Regions from separate parts of the Homo sapiens genome. Here region 2 is linked to region 1. A link is a contact called in ENCODE Hi-C or POLR2A ChIA-PET data. All regions are on one chromosome and are shown on one strand. Each heading gives the region's core, a stretch centred on a gene start or an enhancer-like site at or near the end of the contact. The rest is flanking DNA. Distances are from core to core; before and after follow the strand shown. Region 1 overlaps DTX1 (deltex E3 ubiquitin ligase 1). Region 2 holds the start of SDSL (serine dehydratase like).

Region 1 (4,146 bases), core at 1,114-3,613:
GAATCACTTCACTCTGCACCTCCTATCCCGGCCCCTCCCCTGCCGAGCTCAGGATTTGGCACACAGGGGAAGTTAAATAAGGCGGGTTCCCATTGCTTCCCTTCCTATCCTGCACATTTTTCAGGTAATACACTGCCTTCACCTCACCAGGAGCTGAATGGTGGTACTTCAGGCACATCAGCCTTGAAGATCAGTCATCACAACCCCTCATTTTGCAGGTGGGGAAACTGAGGCCCTGAGAGGGGAAGACCAGCACACAAGAGCAGGTGGGAGCAGGATCCAGGGTTTTCTCTCTAACTCACCTCCTCCCGGGCCTACTGTGGAGGAAGCCCCATCACCAGGGAAGAAATCAATCTGCACACACTCAATTAAAATGATAAATCAGGCATCAGAGTGAGGCTGCCCCAGAGATGCAGGGGAAGTTTTTGTCTGATTGGCTGGAACATGGTAGGTGCCCAGGGACCTTATTTCCTGGGGCTGGGCTGCCAGTCCAACCTCTCCACCTCTTCAACCCCGCCCCTTTCATATCAATAGCCATAGCTCCGTGCCTCGATTTCTCCAGCTATTGGGGCCTGTCCAGTTGGCAGGGCACAAGGCTAGTCTGTAGCCCTTGTGATTCTAACAGAGGAGAGGGCAGAGGACAAGCTCTTTCAGCCCTGAGTAGGGACACACCAGTGTGGAACAGTCTGAGTTCCCCTATCTGGTTGCAGATCCCTGGGCCAGGCACCCGAGGAAGATGCCAATTAACAATGGAAATGCCTTCCAGGTTTTGAGGTCCTACTGTGTGCAGGTACTGTGCCAGGTGCTGGGAGTACAGCAGTGAGCAAAGCAGACAAGATCCCTGACTTTGCAGCTGACAGCCTAGAGTGAGGATACGCAGCATAAAGAATGCATGCAGATTAATACATCATGTCACAGCCTGGCGCAGTGGCTCACACCTGTAATCCCAGCACTTTGGGAGGCTGAGGCAGGTGGATCACCTGAGGTCAGGAGTTCGAGACCAGCCTGGCCAACATGGTGAAATCCCGTCTCTACGAAAAATACAAAAAAAATCAGCTGGGTGACACATACCTGTAATGCCAGCTACTTGGGAGTCTGAGGCAGGAGAATCGTTTGAACCTGGGAGGCAGAGGTTGCAGTGAGCCGAGATCACGCCACTGCACTCCAGGCTGGGTGACAGAGAAAGACTCTCTCTCATATATATATATAGTCAGTCAGGTAATGCCAAGTGCCAGGGAGGAAAATAAAGCAAGCTCAGAGGACAGCAATAGGAGGGCTGCACTTTTAGATGTTTGAACACACACCTGTAAGAAAGAAGGGAGGAAATGATGAGAACATCTGGGAATGGTGAGGTCATATTCCAGGCAGAGGGAACAGCCAGTGAGAAGGCCCTGAGGCTGGACAGTGCCTGGTGTATTTGAGGAACAGCAAGGAGGCCAGGGTGGCTGGAATGGAGTGAGTGATAAGGGGGAGGTAGACAATGCCAGAGGAGGACAGGGCCCCACAATGTGTGATTTCGTTGTAGGTCATGGCAAGGACTTTGGCTTTTACTCCAAGTGAGCGGAAGCCAGGAAGGATTTTGAGCAGAGGAAAGATGTGATCTGACTTGCATTGAGCAGGATCCCTCTGGCTGCGGTATGGGAAATGGATTACAGAGGCCAGTCATGAGTCTACTGCAATGGTCCAGGCAGGAGAGATAACATGGCGGGGACTGGGTGGTGTGAGTGCAGTGGGGAGCAGTGGTCAGATGTGGATGTGTTTGAAGGTGGAGATGACTGGATTTACTGACAGATTGGAGGTGGGATATGAGGTAGAAGTCAAGGATGAGACCAAGATTTGGGGGTCCAAGGAAGAGCATCCGGAAGCGCAGGAGCTGCCAGGAATTGCTATGTGAAGACTTCAGGAGGAGCAGGTTTGGGGCAGGGGAGAGCAGAGCTGAGTTCAAGGTGCCTGTTAAACCTCTCCAGGGAAGGGTCATGAACCTGGCTCCCAGGGGAGAAGACGGGGCCAAAGATGGCAGATTTTGGAATCATCAGAGTAGACACGGTATTTATCTCAATTGATCCTCTCAGCAACCCCACAAGCAACTGTTGCTACAGCTGGCAAACGCAGCAGTCTTCTATTGCATGTCTGCTTATGCCCATTTTCAACATGAGAAAACTGGGGCCCAGAGATGCTGAGTTGCCTACGCACAGTCACAGAGCTGGAAAGTCAGAAAGTCAGGACTTGAAGTGAGGGCTGTCTGCCTCCCAGCCCTGGGGTCCCACCCAGACCCTCTGCAGCTGTTCTCACTCACTCCTCCCCCAAATACTGTGTGAGAGGGAAGGGCTGGGTCATGGATGATCACCCCTCTTTTTGAGATGGGGCCACTAAGGCCTGAGGAGGCTTAAGGGACTTTCCCGCAGTTGAGGGGAAGTCAAGTGTGCAGCCTTTCTGCAGGTGTGCCAAATGAACCCAGCAAAAGACTCACTTCATCAGCCCCAAGACACAGAGCAGGCTAAAGGCTCTGAGAAGTCCTGCGGCCTGGACCTTGGGTTATCTCTGGTTAGCCCAGAGTTTCCCGTGGAGCCTTGCTGTCAGGGGAGCACGCAGAGCTTTGGCAAACATGAAGCTGTGGTTTGGAGTAAAGCCTCAGTGCCCTCCTTTATGAAAGGGGGCCCACCTGGCAGTCAGCAGTTGTTTGTTGAAGGAAGTAACAAATGAAACAAACAGATGAATGAAAGTAACAAATAAGCAAATGAAGGAATGGACGAATGCAGGGATGAGCACAAAGTGTGAATGAATTAAAAAAAAAAGAATCCATTTGTGACCTAATGAATTTATTCATTCATTCAACAAATATCGCTCGAGCACCTGCTGTGTGCAGGTGCTGGGGATATAGCAGTAAATAAAACAAAATCCCTGACCTTGTGGCTATTACATTCTAGCGAGGGGGGGACAGACAGAAACCAAGATAAATGGGTAGAATGTGAAGTATATCTGAGGGAGAAAATGGAGCGGGGAAGGAGAGAGGGGAAAGTACGTGGGGGGTGCACATTTTTAAATAGGATGATGGTAAATGAAGGAATGTCTGAATGCCTGAATACGGGAGTGGGCTGAAGATGGAGAATACATAAAGGTATCAATTTAAAAAAAGCATAAGGGGCCCAGGGGCGGTGGCTCACACCTGTAATCCCAGCACTTTGGGAGGCTGAGGTGGGTGGATCACCTGAGGTCAGGAGTTCGAGACCAGCCTGGCCAACATGGCAAAACCCCATCTCTACTAAAAATACAAAAATTAGCCCAGCAAGGTGGTGCATGCCTGTAGTCCCAGCTACTCAGGAGGCTGAGGCAGGAGAATCGCTTGAACCTGGAGGCGGAGATTGCATTGAGCCTAGATTGTGCCACTGTATTCCAGCCTGGGCGACAGAGCAATACTCTGCCTGGAAAAAAAAAAAAAAAAAAAGTGGGGCCGGTCATGGTGGCTCACACCTGTCATCTCAGCACTTTGGGAGGCCAAGGCGGTTGGATTGCTTGAGCCGAAGAGTTTGAGACTTAGCCTGGGCAACATAGGGAGACCCCTGTCTCTAAATAAATAAATAAAATAAAATAACATAATGGATGACTGCAGGCACGAATGAATGACCTAAGGAAAGAATCAATGAATGAATGAATCATTGAATGAAGGAATATATGAATATGTGAACTAGGGCATGGATAAGTGAATGAACTAATGCAAGAATTGTTGAATGACTAAATGAAATAGTGCTTAAATTAATGAACTAAGGCATGAACAGATTGATGAATGAATCATTGAATGAGTGAGCAAACTATAATGAAGAAGAGGACTGCATGGGGCCTATGTGCATGGCCTTGGTCTCTGTCTATGCCTGCCCCACTTTATCTGACTCTGGTCTGAAGAACCCCCAGGCCCCCTTTGCCCTCCCCCGCACCATCCAGGGCCTGTGATAACCCCCACTTCAGTGTCTGTCTTGGCCCTGGAGAGGTGGAGGGTGGGGGAGCCCTCCACACCTTGCTGGTTTCCTACCCCAGGCTATCTTGGCACCCCCACCCTGTTTGGTGGCTCTCCCGCCCCTACGCCCAATCTACTGACCACGCGCCCCTGCCCACCTCTCGCCCCAGTGCTATGCGCTGAACCTTTAGCCC
Region 2 (4,001 bases), core at 230-2,729, 350 kb after region 1:
GCTGGGAGTTAATCATCAAACCTGGGGAGATCAGAAACAGCCCAAGAAGGACACACAACATCTGTGATGCCAGGTCTTCCTGTTCCCACTTTCCACATAGGGAAACTGAGGCCCAGAGATGGGCACGAGCTGCTCAGGTTCACCCAGTGAGATGGTGCAGAGACAAGACATGAATTTGACCATGTCATTCCCCCCACCTAAAGCCTTCTGTGGCTCCCTAGTGCCCCTGGGTAAGGTCCAAACTCTGGATTGGTACAGGCATCCCTGTGGACTCTGATCTCTGCCCACATCTCCAGCCTCAACCCCACTTGCTTCCCCACCCCTGCCTTCTCCCTCCCAGCCCCACTGGATACTACCCTGACCCTGGAATATATCATGTTTTTCATTTCCAGACCTTTGCACTCCCTGTGCCTGACTCCTGGCTCCACTCAGACTTCCCCTCCTCCAGGAAGCCTCCCCAGCCCCCCAGGGCCAGGCGGGGTGCCTGCTCTGGGTTCCACAGCCCTGCCCCACCCTGCCAGCTGCTAACATCTGATAGCACTAATAAGTGCTCTCTAATGGCCCTCTCTAAGGGCTTTGTGAAGGCAGAGGACATGCTATTTTGTTTGAGGCCAAAGTTCCAGGGATTGGCACATAGTAGGTGTCCAATAAACATTTAATGAATGAATGAATGGTCAGTCATTCATCTGAGTAGCAAATAATTGCTTGGGTTCTCATGCTGCGTGTAAAATATCCGAGACGGAGAGGTGCTTCAGACAAAAATATACCTTTCCCATGTCACAAATAATAATTATAATAATTGTTTCCTTGGCCAGGTGCAGTGGCTCACGCCTGTAATCCCAGCACTTTGGGAGGCAGAGGCAAGCAGATCACCTGAGGACAGGAGTTCGAGACTGGCCTGGCCAACATGGTCAAACCCTGTCCCTACTAAAAATACAAAAATTAGCTGGCGTGGTGGTGGGTGCCTGTAAACCTGGCTACTTGGGAGGCTGAAGTGGGAGAATCGCTTGAATCCAGGAGGCGGAGGTAACAGTGAGCCGAGATCGCACCATTGCACTCCAGCCTGGGGGACAAGAATGAAACTGTGTCTCAAAAAAAAAAAGTTCCCTTGTCCTTGTTTTCCCATCCCAGACCTAAGCTGACCCCAACAGTGGTTCAGCATCCGGGACAATCACTAGACCTAAAATGAGAAGACATGGAGATGCCTGCATCCCGGAAGAGATGGCCCAGGGCCAGGGGTAAAGGCTGTCTCTGCCCCTTGCTGTCTGGGAAGCTTTGGCCAAATAAGTTCCCTTTTCTGAGTTTCAGTTTGCTCATCTGTCAAATGAGACAGGGTGGTGCATGAGTCATAGGCAGTGCCCGGGAAAGCGGTGAGGGTTGCTCTCATCCCCTCTCCTCCTCCGTCTTCACCCGGAGGCTTAGGGTCTGGAGCTTTCTCTTTAACAAAGGAGGAGGGACCAAGGTTGCCGGAAGCTGCCTGAAGCTGGACAGAGCCGGTTCCTGGAAAGAGCTGGTTCCCTGGCAGGCTGGAGGGCAGGAGCTGGGGCCACGCTGGTCTGGGATAGTTGGGCAGGGAGGTAAGGGGTCTGGGGCCAGCTGGGGCCCCTGGGGCTCAGTGTGTGTGTGAATGAGAGGCTGATGAGAGGCTGCAGGAGTTTGGGAGGCTTTGGGCAAAGTCCAAGCTGAGCAGGTGGGAGTGAGAGGGCCTGAGCGTGTTCTAGGCCCTCCTGGGAATGTCGATTGAATTCAGGGTGCCCTGCAGAAGAAAGTGTTGTGCTGGGGACCCTGAAGGGCGAGAGTGGGTTCTGCCTGCCAGAGGGGCAGGGTTGGGCATTCTGCCAGCCAAGGGGCCAGCCCGAGGTGTCCCAGCCCTGGCACCAGGGATTTGGCTGTGGAGTGCCACCAAGGTGGCCTCTGGGGAAAGGCTTTGGGGACAAGTGAGGTGGACAGCACTGGTGGTCCTTACCTCAACTCATAGATGTGACAGGTAAGGCCCAGTGACAAAAGTGACTTGGCCAAGGTTGGCATGACTGGGACCTGAGCCTGAGCCCCCTGCTTTCCCCTGGGTTATTCCACAGCAGGGAGACCCAGGTCCCCCATTTCAGCCCTGGTGGCTGCCATACGGGACAAGAGGTGTGTGTCCCTGGGCCAAGACAGCTCAGTCCCAGACCTCAGGTGCCTGATGGGGTCTGGGGTTGATAAGGCTGTTGGCAACTTGGGGCTTTTTCATTTAACTGATGCCTGCTGTCCTCTTGTGAGTCAGTATAACCAAGAGGGCTGGGGAAGCCTGGAAACTGAGCCAGGAGCATTTGGTTCCAAAGGACAATTGGCAATAAATATTAAATGCATGCAGCTTTCATAATAGTAACGATAACACTAGTATATTAGAGAAAGTATAGCATCGCGGTTAATAGCACAGATGCCAAAGACACTGCCTGGTGTGAATTCTGGCTATGCTGTTTCTAACTGTGTGAACTTGGATAAGTTACTTAATCTCTCTGGACCTCAGGTTCACTGTTTATAAAATGGAGTCAATGGTGAGTTAATGACTCATCTGTTGTGAGCCAACAGGTGGCTCACACCTGTTATCCTAGTGTTTTGAGAGGCAGAGACAAGAGATTTACCTGAGGCCAGGAGTTCAAGACCAGCCTGGACAACTCAGCAAAACTGCATCTCTATAAAAATTAAAATATCAGCCGGATACAGTGGTGCATGTCTACAGTTCCAGCTACTCAGGAAGCTGAGGTGGGAGGATTGCTTGAGCCCGGGACTTCAAGGTTACAGTGAGCCATGATCGTGCCACTGCACTCCAGCCCAGGCAACAGAGTGAGACCTTGTCTCTAAAACAAACACCAAAAAAACAAGAAAGCGGAAGGATTATGGAGTAGGGGGAGTTCATCCTGACAATCCCAGGATCCCCAGGGGAAAAATCTGGGGATTTCACCAAAAAGGAAGAGAGACCCAATTCCAAGTGGACAGACACCCAACATGGGTGCCCTTACCATGCAGGCTCATTGAATCCTCACAATAGTCCTGCCATGTACACGCTCTTCTTGCAGTTTGTTGTGTGGTTGGTTGGTTCTCATTTTTCGGGTCTAATTTTTAATTTTTTATTATTTTTTTTGAGACAGAGTTTCCCTCTTACTCTCTAGGCTGGAGTGCAATGGCGCGATCTCGGCTCACTGCAACCTCGCCTCACCGCAACCTCGCCTCTCAGGTTCAAGCAATTCTCCTGCCTCAGCCTCCCGAGTAGCTGGGATTACAGGCATGCGCCACCATGCCCGGCTAATTTTGTATTTTTAGTAGAGACGGGGTTTCTCCATGTTGGCCAGACTGGTCTTGAACTCTTGACCTCAGGTGATCCGCCTGCCTCTGCCTCACAAAGTGCTGGGATTACAGGCATGAGCCACCGCGCCCTGTCTCAGTTCTTAGTTTTAATGGTCACTTCCTCTAAGAGGTCTTTCCTGACCTCCATACCCAAAGTAGGTCCCCTTGTTCTTCTCTTTAGGACTCCCTATATGCGTGTTTCCCTCTTAGAAGTTTTCAACATTTCTGATTATTTTGTTTGTCTATGCAGTTATTTGTTAAGTGCCCATCTCATCAGGCTATAATTCAGCTCCAAGGTTGATGTCTATCTTGTCCACAGTGGTATCCCCTGTTGCTAGGTCAGGGCCTGCATCTTGTAGGTGCCCTGTAAACATGCTAAAGTAAGGGTAAGCAGGTCACCATGCTCAAAGCATGACACAAGGTATCAGTGAGATAACGTCTCCAGAGGACTCAGCTGATGACTGGCACATAATAGGGACTCAACAAATGACAGATGTTATTCTCTCTCTCTCTCTTTTTTTTTTTTTAAAGACAGTCTCACTCTGTTGCCCAGGCTGGAGAACAGTGGTGAGATCTTGGCTCACTGCAATCTCCACCTCCCAGGTTCAAGCAATTCTCCCACCTCAGCCTCCCAAGTAGCTGGGACTACAGGTGTGCACCACCACACCCGGCTA

The links. Hi-C counts contacts between places; a loop is a spot of excess contacts on that map. ChIA-PET counts read pairs that join two places held with the same protein, here RNA polymerase II (POLR2A). Pooled maps may share reads with other maps.
Region 2: a loop to region 1 is called in a pooled map, with 4 times the contacts of the local background. The contact joins the promoter of SDSL here to the enhancer-like site in region 1. A Hi-C loop is called at or near these places in 3 of 37 single-sample maps with no recorded cell type and 4 of 50 pooled maps. POLR2A ChIA-PET finds 5 or more read pairs at or near these places in 1 of 52 experiments (GM12878).

Annotation. Positions count from the first base shown.
Region 1 is chr12:113,073,033-113,077,178 of GRCh38, forward strand. The region is part of intron 2 of DTX1 (deltex E3 ubiquitin ligase 1); the gene reads left to right. Among named protein-coding and RNA genes, the nearest start is that of DTX1, 18 kb to the left of the region's middle. Within about 2 kb of position 2,364, at least 5 of the 41 ENCODE cell types and tissues checked have a DNase peak (open chromatin) inside an H3K27ac peak, as active enhancers do; they include GM12878, where a contact is called at or near this core.
Region 2 is chr12:113,420,901-113,424,901 of GRCh38, forward strand. SDSL (serine dehydratase like) reads left to right here and starts at 1,480. Exons shown (of 8, transcript NM_001304993.2): 1 at 1,480-1,577.